3 separate regions of the Mus musculus genome follow, and regions 2 and 3 are each linked to region 1. The links are chromatin loops, found by intact Hi-C in ENCODE. Cell type or tissue: left cerebral cortex. All regions are shown on one strand.

Region 1 (2,500 bases):
CAAATGTGAGTTCCTGATTTCAGATCCCAGCACCAAGGGGAAGAGCTGAACAAGGCCACCTGTGTGCCTCTAACCCTATGCTGGGGGATGGGGTGGCAGAGACAGGAGGATTACAGGGGTTCACTGGCCACTGGCCTAGTTAACAAACAAAAGCTACAAAACCCATACCCAATACCACATCTTCCTCTGGCCTTAGTGTGAGTATGGGTAGGTACACTCATCCTTGCAACACACACACAGATGCACAGGCTCACATACGCATGCACACACACACACACATGCAGATGTGCATGCTCACATGCACACACACATGCATACACACATGCAGATGCGCATGCTCACATACACACAATGCAGATGCGCATGCTCACATACACATGCATACACACACAGAGATGCACATTCTCACATACACATGCATACACACACATGCAGATGTGCATGCTCACACACACATGCACACACACAGAGATGCACATTCTCATATACACACGCATACACACACATGCAGATGCACATGCTCATATACATACATACACACACGCAGATGCACACGCTCACACACATGCATACACACAGAGATGCACATTTTCACATGCACATGCATACACACACGCAGATGCACACGCTCACATATGCATGCATACACACATGCATACATACACACATGCTGATGCACATGTTCACATACACGTGCATACACACACAGATGCGCATGCCCACATTCACACACATGCAGATGCACATGCCCACATGCACATGCATACACACACACAGAGGGAGAAATGTTTCTAGTTGCTGATGTGTCTGAGTCATTGGCTCATTGCATACTAGTTCACTCCTTGCTTTATCATTGGTCTTAACCCCAAGTCTTAACCCCTGTTTCACCAAGGCAGCTTGGAGCTTTGCTCCACACATATCCCTAGGTCTGTGTTTCCCCAGCAGAGACTCAGCAAACAGCTATTAGAAGACAATGAAGCAGCAAAGACACTGGCTGGCCTGGCACGTTGTCTGGGCTCTGCTGGTCCCAGATGGCGCTCTTTACAGTGTCTGTAAAGTCCTAGGAAATCTGAACAGATTGCTACAACAAAGTGGGGCAAAGGGGAGACAAAGGACAAGGCTGAGAGGAAACAAGTTAACTCAAGCCCTTTGCTGGGCAGAGCGGCTTCAGAGACATGACAACCTGTGGTCAGTAGAGGGCAGTGTTGCCTCAGCGACTATTTTAATAACCACTTGGCCAGGCTCCAGCTGGCTCTCCAGAGCTTTGGCAGGATTGCTGGAATGGACAGAGGCCAGCCGGTCTGTCCATTTGAACAAAAGCAATAAAGAAGATAGACACCTGTGTACTTACCGTCTACATCCCATATTTCCTGTATAAAGCTTTGGCTTTTCTGTCTATCCTTCCTGCTGCTGGGGAGCCCACCCACCTTGGTGGCCACAGCAAGCGATGGGATCTTTGTTTAGTAAAGTATCTCTTTCTTTCTGCACTGTTTTGATTTTAGCTTCTGAGAAAGGGTTTAACTAGATAGCCAAGGCTGTCCTGGAACTTGTGACCCTTCAGGGTCTCCCTGGAGTGCTGGGATTGATTGCAGGGTGCCTCACTGTACCTGGCAGCATCTTTCTGGATGCCCATTATATTCTTGCTGTGAAGATGTGTCCTCCAAGCTTCTGCCTCACTGGCCCTTTCCTTCCTGGCCTCTCCATCTCCCATGTACCTCCCTCTCTGCTCTGCCTCCATATCTGCATGAGAGTGGGTGGTCTGGCTTGTGGGACCAGGTACAAAGCAATAAGGAGAGAGAAGATATGTCCTGTAGGAGCTTCCCATCTCAGGGGGACAAACTCACAGTAGCAGCACCCAGAGGAGCAGAATGGAAGAGTCTCTGCCACACTATGACCAGAGGATGAAGGCAGCTTGGCACAAGGCTCTGCTATTCTCCAGGATTTCCTTAGAGCTTTCTAGAAAACATCTCCTGCACATATCCAAACATCCTGCAAGTATTTCCAAGAGCCATTTCTTTGGTTGTCCTATTTGAGGTTCCTCAGCCCCTCCAAGATGTCTCAGTGATGCCAGACATGGTCCTCCACTTGGGAGGCAAACATCTAAGGCTCTGGGACTTGGTGATGAGCTCTGCAAACACTTGGTTTAACCAGATGCAGGGTGCCCCCTTCCAGGAAGGAGGCCATTTTCTACCACTAGGTTTCTAGAAGCCAGCATGTAGATATGGAAGCAGAGAGGACTGCCACTAGCCAGGCTATGTTGGCATTAGGAGATTAATGAGGCTGCTTCGATGAGGAATGTCTCTTCAGCCAACTGCTGGCAATTAGTCAGAGCTGAGCCTGCTGTGTTCCAGTCTGTCAGCTGGGTCCTGGAGAGAAACACCTCAACAATGGGCTGGCTCAGAAGGAAGGGGACCGGAGCTCAACCCTTACCTCAAGGTAGCAGTATGGGTCTGCACTGACCTTGAACTAAGCCTTCTCAGAACTACCAACCTGACACTGT
Region 2 (2,500 bases), 1.2 Mb after region 1:
CCTCTGCTCAGCCCCCAGACTTCTTTGGGCCCTACTTCCTAGTATATGGGGATATGGAACCTCTGTACAACTCATTGCTCAATATTAGATTGGAGGGCAGGAATAGAAGTGAGAATCATTTTTGTTGGGGATAAGGTCCCTATGGAGTTCTAGTATGAGATGAGAGAAGGAAGGGAGGGTGGCAAGAAAGGCTTACAACTGAGCTCCTCCAGAAAGTTCCCTGCTTCAGCAGCTGGTTAATCATTATCCTGACTTGGTCTGGCTTAGTCTCTCATCTGGGTAGCAGGTTATCTCTGGGAAACCCTGAGAACCAGCAGGTGTTCTCCGGCAGTCTTCTCTTCTCCGAACAGAGTGGTTGGTGTTGGCCTTCTCTGCTGTCTTCCTATAGTCCGTGGCATAGTACCTGACCCATTCACTCTCCCCTCTTCTTCTTTAAGCATCCCTCCTTACCTGTCCATTTGTCCAGGCTTTACCAATTGTTTACATGTCAGGGTGCAGCCAGCGACTGAGGAGAAGACAAGGGCTGGTTGAGTTGAGAGGTCTGGCTTCACATGGAACGCCAAGCAATTTGGGTACAAATAGTGACCAGTTTGTTTGAAAATGAGTTAGCGGGGGATAGAGAAGGGAGTTTGAACAAAGCCTCTTGTTCTTCCTACCGAAAGACTGGTTCACTAAAGACTCTGAACAGCTCTGGCCTGTGGTCCTGTTCTAGATATCTGAGGTTAGATCACTTGATAGGAGGTCCTCCCAAAGTACTTGGCTCATCAGAGCTGCCTTGCTGAACTCTACAGAAACGCAGGTAGAAATGGAGCATGTAGCTCAAGATACAGGCATGAAGGCGCACTTGCCATAATAGAAGTCAGGATGTAGACAAGGTCTCAGATAAACAGAGAGACAGGCAGGAGACACAGGGAAGATAAAGATACTGACAGTGTACTGAGATGGGAGAGCCAGTGACTGAGCCCCAGGCACAGGCTCCTTCAGTGAGCTCAGAGCCTGAGGCTCTGGGATGCAGGAAGCCAAAGTAGCAGGTTTTCTCCACTAGAGGGGACTCTTCAAAACCACAGGTTCTGAAATACTGGCTTTTGTGCTTTTTCTTTTCTTATTTGGGGGGAACCGGGGGAGGGGGGGCTATACTGGAAACCCCCAGCCATTACTGCTCAGAGACCACAACTGGAATGGCAGAGGGCAGAGCTGGAACTTTTCAGCCCTGTTTGGCACAGAGGAATGAGATTAGGGGAGAGAAGGGCCCAAGAAGTAAGGATCAGCTTCATTATAAAATGTTCACCAGGCTTACAGGGGAGGCTAGCATCATAGGGAATGTATAGGTTCCTGTGCATGCATGTGTGTGTGTGTGTGTGTGTGTGTGTGTGTGTGTGTATAGATATAACTCTGAGAGGCCAGCCCCACAGGACTTGTCTGGGTTTAGGGGGCTGAGAGAGGCTTAACCCATACAGTTCATGTCTGGGTGGCTAGGGGAAGGGATGTTATATTCAAGTCAGCAGGCAGTTCAGTCCTGGATGTCTCATCAAGTGACTCTTGCCTTTTTTTTTAAACCAGCAAGTAAAATTTTGGCCCATCCCCAAGTCCCTGTCACAGGCCTGCTCGTCTTCTTACTCCCTAATGTGGATTTCCAGCCAGTCTCAGCAGTGGCAACACTGCTCCGAGGGAGACTTTTTTTAAAAAGACCTTTCAGGAACTAAACGCATGTCAACGTTGTATCACTGACTTAATCTTTGTCTTCATATTCTCCCTGGGAGCCTGTCTCTGAATTCTAATTCCCCCTTTCATTTCAAAGGAGGACAATATTGAGGGAGAACAGGCATAGAGTGCAGAGGCTTCTCTCATCCACAGAGATAATAACTGTCCAATGGTAGATGGAAAAATATTGAAGTTTGGGGATGGGCAGGGAATCAGAGATCAGTGTCCCTCCAGATCTGATACCATCCCCTGATATTTAATCTCAGCTTCCCTCTGGCTTAAACTTACTGAGGGTCAAGAGTGGAGTGGAGGGAGGACATAGGGAAAGAAAGAAGCAAAACAAGATAAATGTGTCCGGTTATGAAAGTTTAATCCTGCTTTTCCTTGCCTGAAATTACTTTCAGGATGAGAGAAAGAACAGTAAGTTCAACTTGTCTTTCAGAAGCAGGGTGGGGAGGGGCCCTGGGGCACAGACTGAATATGTGGTAAGGTAAATGACTCTTTTCCCTCTATGACCCCCAACATGCATGTGTGTGCAGACTTGCACACAACACACATACCACACACACACACACACACACACACCCCTCAGAGGCTTCCAGAGCCTTCTGGAGGCCCCATTTCTGCCCTGCTCCACCTTCTGCGAAGACTCAGACTCACAGACTTTCTTTTTTATGTTTAAACAGCCTACCTTGTAGCTTTGGTTTCTCCTTTGGGTGTTAAGAGAACATTACTTGAGTATTTGAGCTACTGTTTCTGCCCCTTATGGCAAGCCACACAGACACTGAAAGCAGGAATC
Region 3 (2,500 bases), 1.6 Mb after region 1:
TGGCATTTTAGCCTGTGGCAATCACCAGCTTTCAATCTGACAGACAGAAATTAGAGCATGTAGCCTACAGACAGCCATGAGGGACCTAGCTTTTGTTTTTAAAGAGATAGCAGATAAATGGAAAGACTCTTACGGGCCAAGAGAAAAACGGGTGTCAACAACAGCTGCCTGGCTACTCCGTTGTCAGTGTGTAATTGACTGAAGAGAAAAACAAAACAATTTCTTCTTTTGCCCTTTAAGCATCACTAGGGGTTCCCAAGATAAGCAAATGGCCTCTTGCTTATGGTCTAGATTTGTTAACAAAAGGCTTGATTCTCTCATAGGAGTAGTTTATAAGATGGGAACAATGTAACTACACTCCTCCTACCCTTATCTGAAAATCTTTAGTCCAGCCTTTTTATTTTGGAATACATAATTTGATTTTTGAATAAATAATGAGATATCTTGAGGATAAGACCCAAAATCAAAACTTGTCTGTGCTTCTTATATACCATAAGCACATAATTTAAGGGTCATCTTATATCATACTTTTCAATAATTTTATACATTCAAAAATCTGTAGTATATATGCCCCACTTACGTCACCACATTAGGGATCACAAAGATTTAGATTTTCAAACACTTTATATTCTGAATTTTTTGATTAAGGGTGCTCAATTTTTATTTCAAATCTCACTGGGCATGTCAACAACAACTAAAGGCAGGACAATTATGAGTTGAGGCCAGCAGGGGTTACATTGCTACATTGTGAATTCTGGTCTACCCTGATCTATAGAAAAAAAAAAAAAAAAGAAGTAACTAAATAAATCACAGAAATCTCTAGGCCTCTGACAAGCTTTAAATTTCCTTTTTCCTAATCTTTTCAAGAGAATACCATGACAGAAATGAGGTGAGGAAGAAGTGACCAGCAAGGATACTTGCATGTTAACTTTGTTTTTCTTTTACTATAGGGAGAAATCAAATGCTCTGGAATCCGAGAAGTGAGGTTGGCCCAGGGTATCTGCCTGGAACTAAGTGAAGCATCTAGTTGTGTAAGTTGGCCTTGGTCTTCCTCCCACACACCCCAACCCCTCTGAAACCCTGAAGCTACCCTGAATTGGCCTCCTCTGAAAAAGGAATCTGGGACTTAACAGAGTCAGGCTATTTCTGATATTGGGTTTCGGCAGTCAGAGGCCCCATCTAGTGAGCAAGAAGGGCAAAAACAATTTAAATTGTGTTGTTATTTGAAGTCAGATTTAACCTTGCTTTTATGTTGAGAAATTCCTTGTCATTGCCCAGATATGAACCATTCAACTAAACTGTAACTCAAAAGACTTACATGTAACTCTTTAGTGCACACTGAATTTATTTTTGTGTTTATATTAAGTTTGTATATGATCTGGTACTTCAGAGGTATTTTATTTGTCCATTTTAATCTGCTGTGTTTTCATATTACAGTGCTTTTAATATCCAACAAGCCAGATCTTTCCTAATTAGACCACAGAAGGATGATTCACAACTCTTTTTTTAAAAAAATCTTAAAAAGTCACACAAATTTGAATAAGAACTTGTCTGAAATCCTTGAGTTTTTTCTAGTCTTATTTTGTATCTTTTATCATTTTTTTAATTTAAAATGTTTCCCTATTTATTCCCACTCTTCTTCAACATATTTTTTTTCTTTTGGGTAGGAATGGAACCCAAGACCTTGTACATACTAGGCAAATGTTTTGCTGCTGAGGTATATCCCCAACATTGTTTACTATAAGTTTGATGGATTTTAAACAAGGATATCCTAACATATATTTGCTATCATGTAGATATTAGAAAATTATTGGAGTCTAATATTTATCTTTAGTTTCTGTCTTTCTTGAATCTGTTAATTCTAGGAGCTTCTTGGTTGGTTCTTTTTCATTTTTAAAGTGAACTACCAAGGTATCTACTATGATGTGTTATTTTTCTCATTTTTTTTAAAACAATAGTGATTCTTATTTTATTTCCTTGTCAGACTGCATTGGTTAGAATGTACATGGCATGGTGTGAATTTTGTGTGTTACAGTAAATCCTGTTTCCTGACAGTAACTAGGCCCTGGAGAAAGAATGGATGTGAAAGAAAAAGTGCTGTTTTCTTTTACAGTAAAATATTTTCTTACAAATTGGGAATGCAGTGAAGGGAAACTTGTAGCTAACAGCTGGCTGCATGGTTTAGACAGACTTTAGGCTGTAGGGAACATGCCTTATTTATTTTGGCTACTCAAATAACTGGTTTCTTACCTACAGCTATCAGGTGGGTACCTCTGACTTACAAATCTTTTTAAACTACATATTAAAAGGATCCTTTAACTTAAGAGCATTTAAAAGTGACAGAAATCATAGATACAAGTTTTTAGAATAACTCAGTGCAGTTTTCAAAAACATTTAGGGTAAACATAAATAGGCAAAGTACAAGCAACAGTTAATGTGTGCCTGATGCCAATTTTTAACCTTACTGATTAAAGCTAAAGACAAAATAATCCCATCAGTT

Evidence for each region. Hi-C counts contacts between places; a loop is a spot of excess contacts. Peaks named below come from ENCODE experiments on the same cell type or tissue, not always from the same donor. Only the 100,000 strongest peaks of a DNase experiment are listed, where the experiment ranks them.
Region 2: a loop joins it to region 1, with 2.7 times the contacts of the local background. A loop is called at or near these places in 6 of 42 quality-filtered maps.
Region 3: it touches region 1 in a loop (4-fold over the local background); 3 of 42 quality-filtered maps call a loop at or near these places.

What each region holds. Positions count from the first base shown.
Region 1 is chr1:193,385,120-193,387,619 of GRCm38, forward strand. No RefSeq gene overlaps it. Among named protein-coding and RNA genes, the nearest start is that of Camk1g, 16 kb to the left of the region's middle. In left cerebral cortex, a CTCF peak has its summit at 1,196 (motif pointing right); a DNase peak (open chromatin) is centred at 1,223.
Region 2 is chr1:194,623,593-194,626,092 of GRCm38, forward strand. All of the region lies in intron 1 of Plxna2 (plexin A2), which reads left to right. Among named protein-coding and RNA genes, the nearest start is that of Plxna2, 5.0 kb to the left of the region's middle. In left cerebral cortex, CTCF peaks have their summits at 1,019 (motif pointing right) and 1,222; DNase peaks (open chromatin) are centred at 997 and 1,578; H3K4me3 peaks cover 1,687 bases; H3K27ac peaks cover 884 bases.
Region 3 is chr1:194,949,989-194,952,488 of GRCm38, forward strand. It overlaps Cd34 (CD34 antigen), which reads left to right. Exons shown (of 8, transcript NM_133654.3): 4 at 951-1,031. Among named protein-coding and RNA genes, the nearest start is that of Cd34, 12 kb to the left of the region's middle. In left cerebral cortex, a CTCF peak has its summit at 1,199; a DNase peak (open chromatin) is centred at 1,140; H3K27ac peaks cover 233 bases.